Regions from separate parts of the Homo sapiens genome. Here region 2 is linked to region 1. A link is a contact called in ENCODE Hi-C or POLR2A ChIA-PET data. All regions are on one chromosome and are shown on one strand. Each heading gives the region's core, a stretch centred on a gene start or an enhancer-like site at or near the end of the contact. The rest is flanking DNA. Distances are from core to core; before and after follow the strand shown. Region 1 holds the start of OR2H2 (olfactory receptor family 2 subfamily H member 2). Region 2 holds the start of LINC01556 (long intergenic non-protein coding RNA 1556).

The links. Hi-C counts contacts between places; a loop is a spot of excess contacts on that map. ChIA-PET counts read pairs that join two places held with the same protein, here RNA polymerase II (POLR2A). Pooled maps may share reads with other maps.
Region 2: a loop to region 1 is called in a map with no recorded cell type, with 4 times the contacts of the local background. The contact joins the promoter of LINC01556 here to the promoter of OR2H2 in region 1. A Hi-C loop is called at or near these places in 3 of 37 single-sample maps with no recorded cell type and 5 of 50 pooled maps. POLR2A ChIA-PET finds 5 or more read pairs at or near these places in 1 of 52 experiments (HEK293).

The regions. Positions count from the first base shown.
Region 1 is chr6:29,582,605-29,588,558 of GRCh38, forward strand. It overlaps OR2H2 (olfactory receptor family 2 subfamily H member 2), which reads left to right and starts at 2,517. Exons shown (of 2, transcript NM_007160.4): 1 at 2,517-2,746; 2 at 5,066-5,954. The coding sequence starts at 5,341. It also overlaps the pseudogene RPL13AP.
Region 2 is chr6:28,940,820-28,946,773 of GRCh38, forward strand. LINC01556 (long intergenic non-protein coding RNA 1556) reads left to right here and starts at 2,965. Exons shown (of 1, transcript NR_103538.1): 1 at 2,965-3,719. TRL-AAG2-2 (tRNA-Leu (anticodon AAG) 2-2) reads right to left here and starts at 2,884; the gene lies at 2,803-2,884. TRM-CAT3-1 (tRNA-Met (anticodon CAT) 3-1) reads left to right here and starts at 3,756; the gene lies at 3,756-3,828. TRL-CAA1-2 (tRNA-Leu (anticodon CAA) 1-2) reads left to right here and starts at 234; the gene lies at 234-338. It also overlaps TRQ-CTG1-3. RefSeq lists enhancers at 1-8, 580-1,149.

The DNA of each region.
Region 1 (5,954 bases), core at 1,267-3,766:
GGATGAACACCTTCTGGAGGCCCTGCCATTTCTCGGCCCTAGCCGCATCTTCTGGTGGATGGTGCAAGGCCCACTGCCCCACAAGACTCACCAAGGCCAGGCCGCCCTCAACCACCTCAAGGTGTCTGACGGCATTCCACCGCCCCATGACAAGAAAAAGCTTTGGTGGTTCCTGCTGCCCTCAAGCTTGTGTGTCTGAAGCCTACAAGAAAATTTGTCCGCCTGGACACCGAGCTTATGAAGTTAGCTGGAAGTACCAGGCAGTGACAGCCACCCTGAAGAAGAGGAAGGAGAAGGCCAAGATCCACTACCAGAAGAAGAAACAGCTTATGAGGCTACAGAAATAGGTGGAAAAGAACATGAAAAAGAAAACTGACAAATACACACAGGTCTCCTCAAGATCCATGGACTTCTGGTCTGAGCCTAATAAAGACTGTTTGTTTATTCCTCAAAAACAAACAAACAAAAAAAAACCCTCTGTATTATAAATTATTCTGTGTAATGGTGTGTTACCATACATTTCTCTACAACTCTGCATTTTCAGTAATCTCACATTGACAGTTTAAAATTGGCCATGGTGAGAATATTTACACTGCAGAAATCAGCAAATGATGTAAATCAAGGCTTTTTTGCCTGGACTTGCAGCACATCCATGTCCCATTGGACCCTATTATGACGGGAGAGTTTTAACATGGTACTGAAGCAAAAATGTAAATGTAAATGTACACTTATATCCATACCTGTAAATTCAAACTGCCTTTGGTCTTTCTTCCTGATAGTATTTGAAAAGAACACATTCAGCCAGGCACGGTGGCTCACGTCTGTAATCCCAGCATTTTGGGAGGCTGAGGCAGGCAGATCACGAGGTCAGGAGTTAAAGACCAGTCTGATCAATATGGTGAAACCCTGTCTCTACTAAAAATACAAAAATTAGCCAGGCGTGGTGGCATTTGCCTGTAGTCCCAGCTACTCAGGAGGCTGAGGCAGGAGAATCGCTCGAACCCGGGAGGGGGAGGTTGCAGTGAGCCAAGATCATGCCATTGCACTCCAGCCTGGGCAACAGTGAGATTCCATCTCAAAAAGAAAAGAAAAGAACACATTATTCACCAGATTAATAGCCATATAACATGGACCTGAAACCGTGCTAATCAGGCACAACAGCTGTAATTACAGCTATTTCTTGGTTGAGTTTGTGCTAGTCTGGTCATCTTTCAAGTTGCATCTGATATTTGTAGTGACCAGACTGGTGAATTAAATGTGAAATATGATAGAAACAAACCCCCGCACCCTTTAAAGGTGGCCTCAATCAGCCATTTCCCTTGAATTGTGATATTGTTCTTGATTCACTGTCTTTGCGGTAAGAGGTGTAGATTCAGGGCTTCCACTTCAATCTGTAGCTCGTACTCCACAGACTAAAGAACTATGTGGGGATTCTGCCAATGGCCAAGCATGTGCATTCCAGTTACAGATTTAGAGACTGCAGAAATGACTACTGGGTAGATCCATGGACCTAGTACATGCCATTTATTAGCTGATCTCATAGGCTCCCTTTCTAATGGAAGAGAAGCATAACGATTCAGTTATATGAAGATTGGCTAAATGTTCTAAGTACTCTCCAAACCCAGAGCTTTATAATTCTCTGTTACTACAGTGTGCTCCATCTCAGAATAACTAAATAGAAAAGGAGGAAGCTGAGAACTTTAAAAACTGAGGTCCTGAATAGATGAATCATAAGCCTGAGAGGACTATCAGGATGCCCGGGACTCACTGGAGGTGGGAGTAGAGACACTGTCCTTTTTCTTCCTGTTGACAGAAAGAAGCAATGAGTGACCTCTTTTACCTACCACAGTGATGACTATTGTTGGCATATTTCCTATAGATATTCCCCTGCCCCTTTTACCATAATTTGTGGCTAATGAATTGTCTGTGGGCTATGGACCCTAGAGTCTCAGCAGAATTAATGAGCTCTTTCCCTCCGTGGGATCCCTCTACCACCATACCATGTCAACATTTCTACCTCCAATGCCACTAAAACAGAGGCACACCTCTGCCTAGACTGAGGGGGAAAATTGTTGGCAAAGAACTCAATGGCAAAGAACTCGATGGCAAAGAACTCGATGGCAAAGAACTCAATGGCAAAGTTCTGACCTTGGCTTCATCCTCCCTGCAGAGATTTGGTGGGCTTTGGTTGGTGCAAACCCTCTACAGTTAGCAGATTTGGGTTCAAACATCAGCTCTGGTGCTTACTAACTATACTGCCTTGGGAAAGTTATTTATATTTCTTTGTTTCAACTTCTTCATATTGGAAGGAAGAGAATAATATGTAGAGTTGTGAAGGATAATCAGCAGTGTAGAGTAAATGTTTAATAAACAACTTGGTTGGTGGCAGATGGGGAGAGCCCTAATTTGTAGTGTTTGCCAATTTTCATAGTGTAAATATTCCTGCCATGGCTGTCTCAAGCCACTGATGGTTTAATAACTGTCTCACAAAATTCCTAAAAATTTACTAATCAAGAGATAATCTGAGCCAGCTCCAGCTCATCACACACATGTGTGCTTAGAAAAGTGCCAGATGGTCAGCATTAGCAATCCCTATTGTGACCAGAGATGCAGTTGCCCATTCAAGGATGCCCATTCCTTTTTATTTTTTTGTTTCTTCCTGATGTACAAGTGGAGGCTGGGCACCAGTTAAGAGCTCTGTCATGGGGAATTGCTGGTACCAGAAGAGATTTTTATTTGATTGAAGGTAAGCAGAACCTTTGCTCTTTGGCTGTGAGATATCAGTTTCCGCCTATCCTCAACACTGGAGGACCAGATTTGGAGTTAAACTTACTCTAAAATCCTAGTCCTAGCACTTATTGACTAGGTAACCTTCTACAAGTCTCTTGTCCCGTCTGTGACTGTTCACTTTTTGGTAAAATTGGGATAATTTTATCTCTTTGTAGGGTCACTGTGAGAACCAGATGTTCAGGGAGTTGTTTATCACCATGCTTTGATGGTAGCTACTAACAGCAAGGGTAGCTCATGGTCACTAGACTATCATAAACCCCTTTCAAAGGACCTCCCAACTCCTTCCCCAGCTCCTAACACAATGCTGGCACTTTGGGGCTCAAGAAATGAATAAATGCGTAGACCAATGCATGAATATTTCAGAAGGAAAAGGAGTAGGAGAAAAATAATGAGAGTGGAAAAGACAGAGAACAAAGAGGGAAAGGGAAACAGTCACTAAGAAAGGTGTAATCTAAAGAGATTCAGCGATATAGCAGAGAAAGGAAAGGAATGAAATGCCAAGATAATGACAAAGTTAGAAATGTAGAAAATTAATTAGGATGACACATGATGGATAAATAAGAAACAATTGGCTATTGTTTAAGGTTACATGCAAAGAATTTTATATTACAAAGAAAACAAAGGAGGGGGCGGCAGCCAATGAGCATGAGGTTTCTTTTGGGAGTAATGAAATATTCTGGAAGTAAATGGTGTTGGTTGCACAACTTGTGAATATACTTTAAACCACTAAATTACACACTTCAAAAGGGCGAATTTTATGGTACGTTAAATACATCTCAAAAAATGAAAGCGAAGGCATAATTAAAAATTTAGAGGCCAGGCACAGTGACTCATGCCTGTAATCCCAGCACTTTGGGAGGCCGAGGCAGGCAGATCACCTGAGGTCAGGAGTCTGAGACCAGCCTGGCCAACATGGCGAAACCCCGTCTCTACTAAAAATACAAAAATTAGCTAGGCATGGTCTTGAGTGCCTGTAATCCCCGCTACTTGGGAGGCTGAGGCAGGAGAATAGCTTGAGCCCAGGAGGTGGAAGTTGCAGTGAGCAGAGATCGTGCCATTGCACTCCAGCCTGGGCTATAAAACGTGACTCTAAAAAAAAAAAAAAAAAAAAAAAATTAGAATGGTGGTGACATCTTGAGGGGTGACAAATTGAGAAAATTGAGAGATCAGGGAGGGGCACACAGAAGCTTCTAAGATACTTGAAACATTTGCTCAGTTCCTTAACCTAGTTGTTTAAATATGTAACAATATTTTGAAAATTAAAAATATATTTTAAGTGAGAAAAGAATAATGGGAAAAACAGGAAGAAGACAGAGACAATGGCAGAGAGTCCTGGCAAAAAGGGAGATGTGATAGAGCTTAATACAAGATGGGGACCCTGTAAGAGGAAGACATTCCTGCCATCCTCTGAGCTCCATGGCACGTTTGTGGTGTGGCCCACCATCTCATCTCCTCCCCTCATGGCCTTCCTAAGGTCCTGTAAGACCCTGAGTCCTTGTCTCTGACCTGCCAGAGTGGCTTCAGTCTCCCACCCCCAGCCCTCAACTGACCTTCTATGCCCCAATACATCTCTATTTTAAGGAAAAAGTCCAGTCACCTCCTCTAGGAAGCTTTCCCTGATATACCCAACCAAATTGGTCAGTCATCCTACAGAACCTTTACTCTCATTCACCCAGTACATTGGTGTTACTGGCCTTTAAATTTTGGACTCTCTTTTTGGTGGTGTCTGAAAGACTACAAGATTTAGGGAGAGTGATTCTTGGAGTCTTTCGATAATGTTCCTGTGAACCCTGGTGATTTTAACATGCTTGTGGCCACTCTTGCCTCCTACTTGTAAGCTACTCATGGCAAGGACGAAGCATGTGGACCAATTTCCACCCCTCCCTGAAAGTCAGTTGGTTCAGAAACTTAGGTTGCTAAAAAGGCCAGGGCAACCAACCTGATCTCTCTATAAGTAGGGATATCTTAAAACAAAACAAAATCTCTCTCATAGATAAAACACTGTCTCTGATAAGCTTACTTGCAAATGAAAAAATACAAAATAAATGGAATGTACAGAGTTCTATAAAATTCATTCAACCAATAGAGCAATAATTGAGCCTACAGAGACAACTTATCAGAAAATTCATTCAATATACCTTACGAGATCATCCAATAGATAAGAGACAACTCTAGAACAGCATTCAGAACATAGTGGCACTCAATAAATTTCCCCTGAATGAATGAATTAATGAATTAGTGCATATTTTAATCAGCCTCCTTTGCCCTCACCCAGGAAGTCAGAGGCACCAGTGTGAGTATCCATCTGCTGTCCAGTACATTCATGGATTCCTCACTCTCACTAGACAATGTTTGACCAGGAAGAACAGGGAATGAGAAGGAGCTGCTGGATGGTGATGAGCCTTGGAAAGGGAGGCTGGGCGAGCAGAGACAGAAGAGAAACACCTACCTGCTGTGACCTCACAAACACCCAGGCTGAGTTTTGATAAGACAGGTTGAATCACACTGGAGTGACAGCCTCATCCCTCCAGGTACAAACAAGAACAGGCCATGGTTAACCAAAGCTCCACACCGGGCTTCCTCCTTCTGGGCTTCTCTGAACACCCAGGGCTGGAAAGGACTCTCTTCGTGGTTGTCCTCACTTCCTACCTCCTAACCCTAGTGGGCAACACACTCATCATCCTGCTGTCTGCGCTGGACCCCAAGCTCCACTCTCCAATGTACTTTTTCCTCTCCAACCTCTCCTTCTTGGACCTCTGTTTCACCACGAGTTGTGTTCCCCAAATGCTGGTCAACCTCTGGGGCCCAAAGAAGACCATCAGCTTCCTGGACTGCTCTGTCCAGATCTTCATCTTCCTGTCCCTGGGGACAACTGAGTGCATCCTCTTGACAGTGATGGCTTTTGATCGCTACGTGGCTGTCTGCCAGCCCCTCCACTATGCCACCATCATCCACCCCCGCCTGTGCTGGCAGCTGGCATCTGTGGCCTGGGTCATTGGGCTAGTGGAGTCAGTGGTCCAGACACCATCCACCCTGCACCTGCCCTTCTGCCCCGATCGGCAGGTGGATGATTTTGTCTGTGAGGTCCCAGCTCTAATTCGACTCTCCTGTGAAGACACCTCCTACAATGAGATCCAGGTGGCTGTTGCCAGTGTCTTCATCTT
Region 2 (5,954 bases), core at 1,715-4,214, 640 kb before region 1:
GTAAGAAGGGGGCGAAGGGCGAGAAACGCTGAATTCTAGCCTGAATTGGTAGGAGAGCCTCGCAAGCTGAGTCACGGTTCCTGATTCCATTTAAATAGAACGTTTTGTTCACTTGTAGGAATTTCCTTTTCCATTTCTTTCATTAAATCGCGAACGTAGTAATGACTTAACGCTGGTTACGCATTCATTACAATCGAAGATTATATTAATTTGCGATGGTAAGTGTCCCAGGTGTCAGGATGGCCGAGTGGTCTAAGGCGCCAGACTCAAGCTTGGCTTCCTCGTGTTGAGGATTCTGGTCTCCAATGGAGGCGTGGGTTCGAATCCCACTTCTGACACAACTATCTTATTCTCCTTTTACTCTACTTTCTCAGCCATTTCTGTGTTTTCATTCTTTCTACCTCAACTTTTTTTATTCTAACTAAAATGATACACTCTCAATGAGGTCTGCCCCCTTGCTTTTCAGTCTTGTTCGCTGTTTAGTAGTGAATCACGTTTTGCCCCGCTTTGGTCAGTTCGTTAAAAGGCGCATTCATTTACCACATGAGCACTCACCCAGAGGCGTACTGGGAGGAAACTAGACTAGGTAGGAATAGAAAGACATGTATACAGACTCCATCATTACATACTGGCCCTGAGCTCATAGGTTATTGGGACCGCAGATTACATGTTTTTCCTCACGGCCAGAAACCATCAAAAATAAAAGTGATGAAACTGAAATTGAAAGCAGCAAGGTTCACGCTCAAGGTTATCGGAAACAAGGCAAAAGGAGAGAAATGAAAGGTTCCACCGAGATTTGAACTCGGATCGCTGGATTCAGAGTCCAGAGTGCTAACCATTACACCATGGAACCCTACTTAACAAAAAATGGATACTCGATCCACCTGGGGTCTCTCTTGTCTTCTACTTACTAATTGATTTAAAGTAATTTTGCAGGGGCAGTTTTTTTGTTTTGGATGGCCAAACGCAGGGATGGGAGGGGTAGGGCTCACACACTGTTTCCACCGCGCCTTTCTCCCAGATTTCTTTCCATCCTTCGGGGCAGGGCAGTATACTGATCTGGGAATATGGTTATTCCTGGAGATTTTTATTTTCTTTCGTTTCCAGCCCACGAAAAGGTGAATTGAATTTTAGTCTCACGGTTTGAAAGGGAGAAAAGAGAGAAAAGAAAAAATATACTATCTACTTTCTACAGTCTTATTTATTCATTGTACGATACCTACAGATGCCTCTAGAACAACCTCCGAGTATCTTGGCACTGCCCCTCAGTTGTAACCATGGGCTTAAATTTTTAAAATCTGTCTCCCGCATTCCTCCAAAATGCCTTAAGTGCAGGGCTGAGTCTCAGTAGTCTTTGATAGCCCACGGTCTGCTACTTTGTAGAAGCTCAACCAATGCTTGTTGCATGAATGCATAAATGAAAGGATGAGTGAATGAATGAATGAATGAATGAATGAATACTCAGTGGGACAGCCCAGCTTAGACTTTTGGGAGACTTTAGACTTCTTTTTTGCCTTCACTTGCTAGGCTAAATTTTACAAGTTCAAAAGGGAATAATTATTTCTCCTCCTCCTCCTATCTTCTTTTGCCTTTCCAGGTCCCAGCTCCCAGGTGGACATCTTAGCGTCCAGATGACCCAACATATAGGTGTCCTTTAGTATGGATGACCAAACTAGGATGTTATAGTGCTGGATGTAGTAATTCATTTTTTCAAATCTTAACTTTATTAAGATAACATGGTTATTTATCTAGTAATTGTGAGAACAACATATAACAAATAGACCACATATATACGTAGCGTGTCTGGAAGAAATACTCAGATATAAATTACTACTTTAGTCAATCTTAATATTAATTATTTGTCAACTATGCTTAATGTGCCTCTCTAGTCTCTCAAGACTAAATTGCTAAGGAACCCTGGAATCATTTGCTGGCATTCATCCTTTCAAGCAAGGTGCCTGTTACAAAATATCTGCTCAATTAGTATGTATTGGATACATCTTTTGGAAGGTGAGGAAGGAAGCAGTGAAATTAGAAGACTTCTGCCTAGGCGACTGTAAAGTGCTCCTAAGCATCTACCCACCTCCCTGCACACAAAAACTCTCCATTCTATCTCCTCGAGTCTCCTAGCCTTAAAAGATGGTCTAAACTACCCCAGATCCAGGTAAATAACGGATCAAGTCCTTCTTCCCTAAAACAGGTGTTATTCTTTCTATTCTATGAGCCTCCACCTTATTTCTTAAAAAAAAAAAAGAAAAAAATGTTTACTGTTTAAGAAGATAACAGAATCTCAAAAGCTAACTCTTCAACTGTGTTCAACTAAGGACCTTAAACTGCTCTCTGAGGATAGGTGAAGCGGGAAAGGCTCTAGGTGTCTGGTGACTGTTTCTTTTGTTGGTTCGTTTGTTTTTTCAGCCTTAGCACATTTATCCCTTGGAGAAGACAATGGAAAATAGGGCAGATGAGCGTGCGTGGCTTATTTATTCTTGAGTCTGGAGTTAAGAAGGTTGTACTTTTTCCTTAGGATTGCCCTTGGTTGGTTCACAAATTTCGCAAAGTGAATGAAAACACATGAAGGCCACTGAAGGGAATAACTAGGGGACGAGATGTCTGAGCCCCTAAATCGAGAAACATTTGGGCACCGTTTGTGGGACTGTACATATGGGTGTTATCTGTGGCCCCTAGGAAAACAGAAGAGGAACCTGTCTCACTTAGGAAGCTGTGAGAACTGCCCACACAAGGCTTGAAAATGGAACTTTACTGGGTCAGAATGACGAGGGGGAAAAAAAAAATACCTCACACTGGCAGCGGTGGGATTCGAACCCACGCCCCCGAAGAGACTGGAGCCTTAATCCAGCGCCTTAGACCGCTCGGCCACGCTACCACCCACAGGGTGCGTCGCCGCTTTCAGTTTCACCCAAGTGACTGTCGCCCCTTTCCAGTCCTTTCATTCCCATTCCCACATCACCATAAGCCCTTCCCTCAGGCCCCTTCTTCAGCATTCCTTGCTTCTCAGCATAGCCCGAGAACCCCCGATCCCTGACACTTTGCTTCTTCTCAGCTCCCAGATGGATCCTGGACAGGATGCTGCAGGTGGTGCAGGAGGGGAATCCTGCCCCATTTATCATCAACACAGTAAAAAGGGGTCGAAGAGACCGAGAGCGCCAGAGGACGCCATGGGCTCCACATCCACTTGGATTCCAGGGAGTAAGCCTCTCGACTTCAGGAGTAAGCAAGGCCAACCGTTTGGTTTGAGCCTGTTGCTTCTAAGAAAAGCGAGGAAAAATCCTGAGACCTCCTCCCCTCGCCCTTCATCCACTTCAGGGGACCGAGTGTCTCCACGGAACTTCACAAGGGAGGAAAAGAGTGAACTCATTATTATTTGTCTTGTCTTCGTTTCAGAGGCGGTACATCTACGAAAGCCCTAATCATAGAGGGAAAGACTCCTCGTTCCTGGCCCAGAAATGAGATGAGAAATCCAGGGCCCCGTACAGGAAGGCCTTTCGCAAAGTCCAGACTCAATTGCCTTCGCAGCCCTTAAAGTTTCCTTAGGAAGGTCTGTGGGAGAACGAGGTTGGTTTAGGAATTGGCCCCTGCCTTGTACTACGTAGTTTTGTCATCCAAAGTGTTTTAGAAGTGAATTGAATCATAGTTACGCCTTATTTTGAAACACTGTAATTCAGAGAACGTAAAACCTTATTAAAATGCCTCATAATCATCTTGGTAGAGCCGTTGGTTAAGCGGGAGAGACAGTTGCCTCCTTAGCGCAGTAGGCAGCGCGTCAGTCTCATAATCTGAAGGTCCTGAGTTCGAACCTCAGAGGGGGCAAGGCGTCTGTTTTGCCATTTTACTTCTTCTTGATCCAAAATGAGTAAGACAACAAAGGAAGTTGACAAAACGTTGTTCTTTCTCTGCTTTCTCTATAGAAAAGTGTACAATATGTCTGGTAAGGGAAAAAAAAATCTAAGGACATTGCTTTGATGGAACAGAACGGGTAATTGCTGTTTAATAGAACCATGTTCAGTTACAAAACAGTGATTTTCACTAAGAATTAAATTCTCCAAAATTCTCATCTCCCCTCCCGCCCTGCATACCAATTGGAGATAGAGCTGGTAGCATTTTCAAATGTTTTTCAGATATGCTTGGCAATTGTCTTTGTTTTAACAACACCAGAGTCAAGAAACTTGCCAGTTTTAGAGTGCTGAGATAAGAAAAAGTGGGTGGAGGGTTGTACTAGGGGTGTGGAAGGTATAGAATCTAATTATCAATTACTGACTTGGTTATCTTTTACCATTCTTCTGGAATGGCTTACCACCAGGTTGCCACCAATAACATTCCATATGAAAAAAGAAAGGAAACAAAAAACTGACAAAAAACTCCCCCCTCAGTCTCATTGCATTGGACCTTTTCTCTTGCTTCCAGTCCTGTTGACTGGATCTAAATCATCCAAACTACCAGATGCAGGAAGGGGTAAAAAGAGAAACAAGAAGTGAAGAAGATAGGCTGATATTTACAGTCAAGATGAGCCCCTGACTCAAATAATAATGAGCAAGACTGATCATTAATGTCCTGCTCTTGAGTCCTACTTTGTTCCAAGCTGTGTTCCTATTAATCCATTCCCTCTCAGCTTTAAAATCACCCTTATATACTTTGTTTTGTGACATTGGGGCTGGGCGCCTGCAAATGATATTTCCCAAACTCCTTTGCCCATTGGCTTCCTCTTGTGTTCTGTCAATAAGAGGAACCAGAAAGAGACTAGAAAGCAAGAGGAGAGAAGCAGGGGCTGCTTTCTAAATTTTGTTCTTCCTGTCAGGTCACTCCAACAATGGCAGTTGAATCCCATCTCTATTTGTTCTCTTCATGCATTCCAGAATGTCTCACTGTCCATTACATAAGTAAGTAGTAGTCCAGCTGCAGCGCGTCCTCTTTAGCACTCCAGGATGCCTTTCCTCAGTGGTCTCAACCTCTTCCTTTTTGTTCTTCCAGCCCTACAAGGTGGTAGCTACTTCCCAGTAGTTATCACCTCTGAGTTACCATGGTGTGCCCAGTTGAAATACCTAGTCTTATTCCTTTTTTTTTGAGACAGAGTCTTGTTCTGTCACCCAGGCTGGAGTGCAGTGGCACAATCTCAGCTCGCTGCAACCTCTGCCTCCCGGGTTCAAGCGATTCTCCTGCTTCAGCGTCCCAGGTAGCTGGAATTACAGGCGCCCGCCACGACGTCCAGCTAATTTTTGTATTTTTACCAGAGACGGGGTTTCACCATGTTGGCCAGGCTGGTCTTGAACTCCTGACCTCAAGTGATCTGCCCGCTTCGGCCTCCCAAAGCGCTGGGATTACAGATGTGAGCCACCGTGCCCAGCCTTATTTCTTAACTAGACCCTGAACCACACATAGGGGGTGCAGGGATAGCACTCCACACAACAGAAAAAGCTTCTGCTCTCATGGAGTTTACATTTTAGTGGGGAATGATAAAGAATAAATTCAACCAGATATATAAAATGTGAAGTAGTGATACATGCCATGAAGGAAAAGAGCAAGAGAATGGAGAACAAAGGGGAGGGGATTGCTTTATAATAAAGGGTGACCAAGGAGGCCTTCCTGATAAGGAGGCATCTGAACAGAGACTTGAAGGAAGTGAGTGAGTGAGCTGTGAGGCTATCAGGGAGAAGAGAATTTCAGGCCAAGGGAACAGTAATTACAAAAGGCTTGGCAGGAATGCCATTGGCATGTTCAAGGAACGAAGGAGGAGACTAGTGCAGCTGTAGGTCAGTAAACAAGGGAGAACTTGATAGGAGATGAGGGGGTTAGATACACATAGACCCTACAGGATGCACATAGATCATGCAGGGTCTCAGAGGTCATGATCATGTTCAGAGAGGGAATTCGCTGCATAGGGGAGAGAAAAGACAACAGTGATTTAAGTTGTGGAGGTCAGCCAGACCTTGAGAATATTC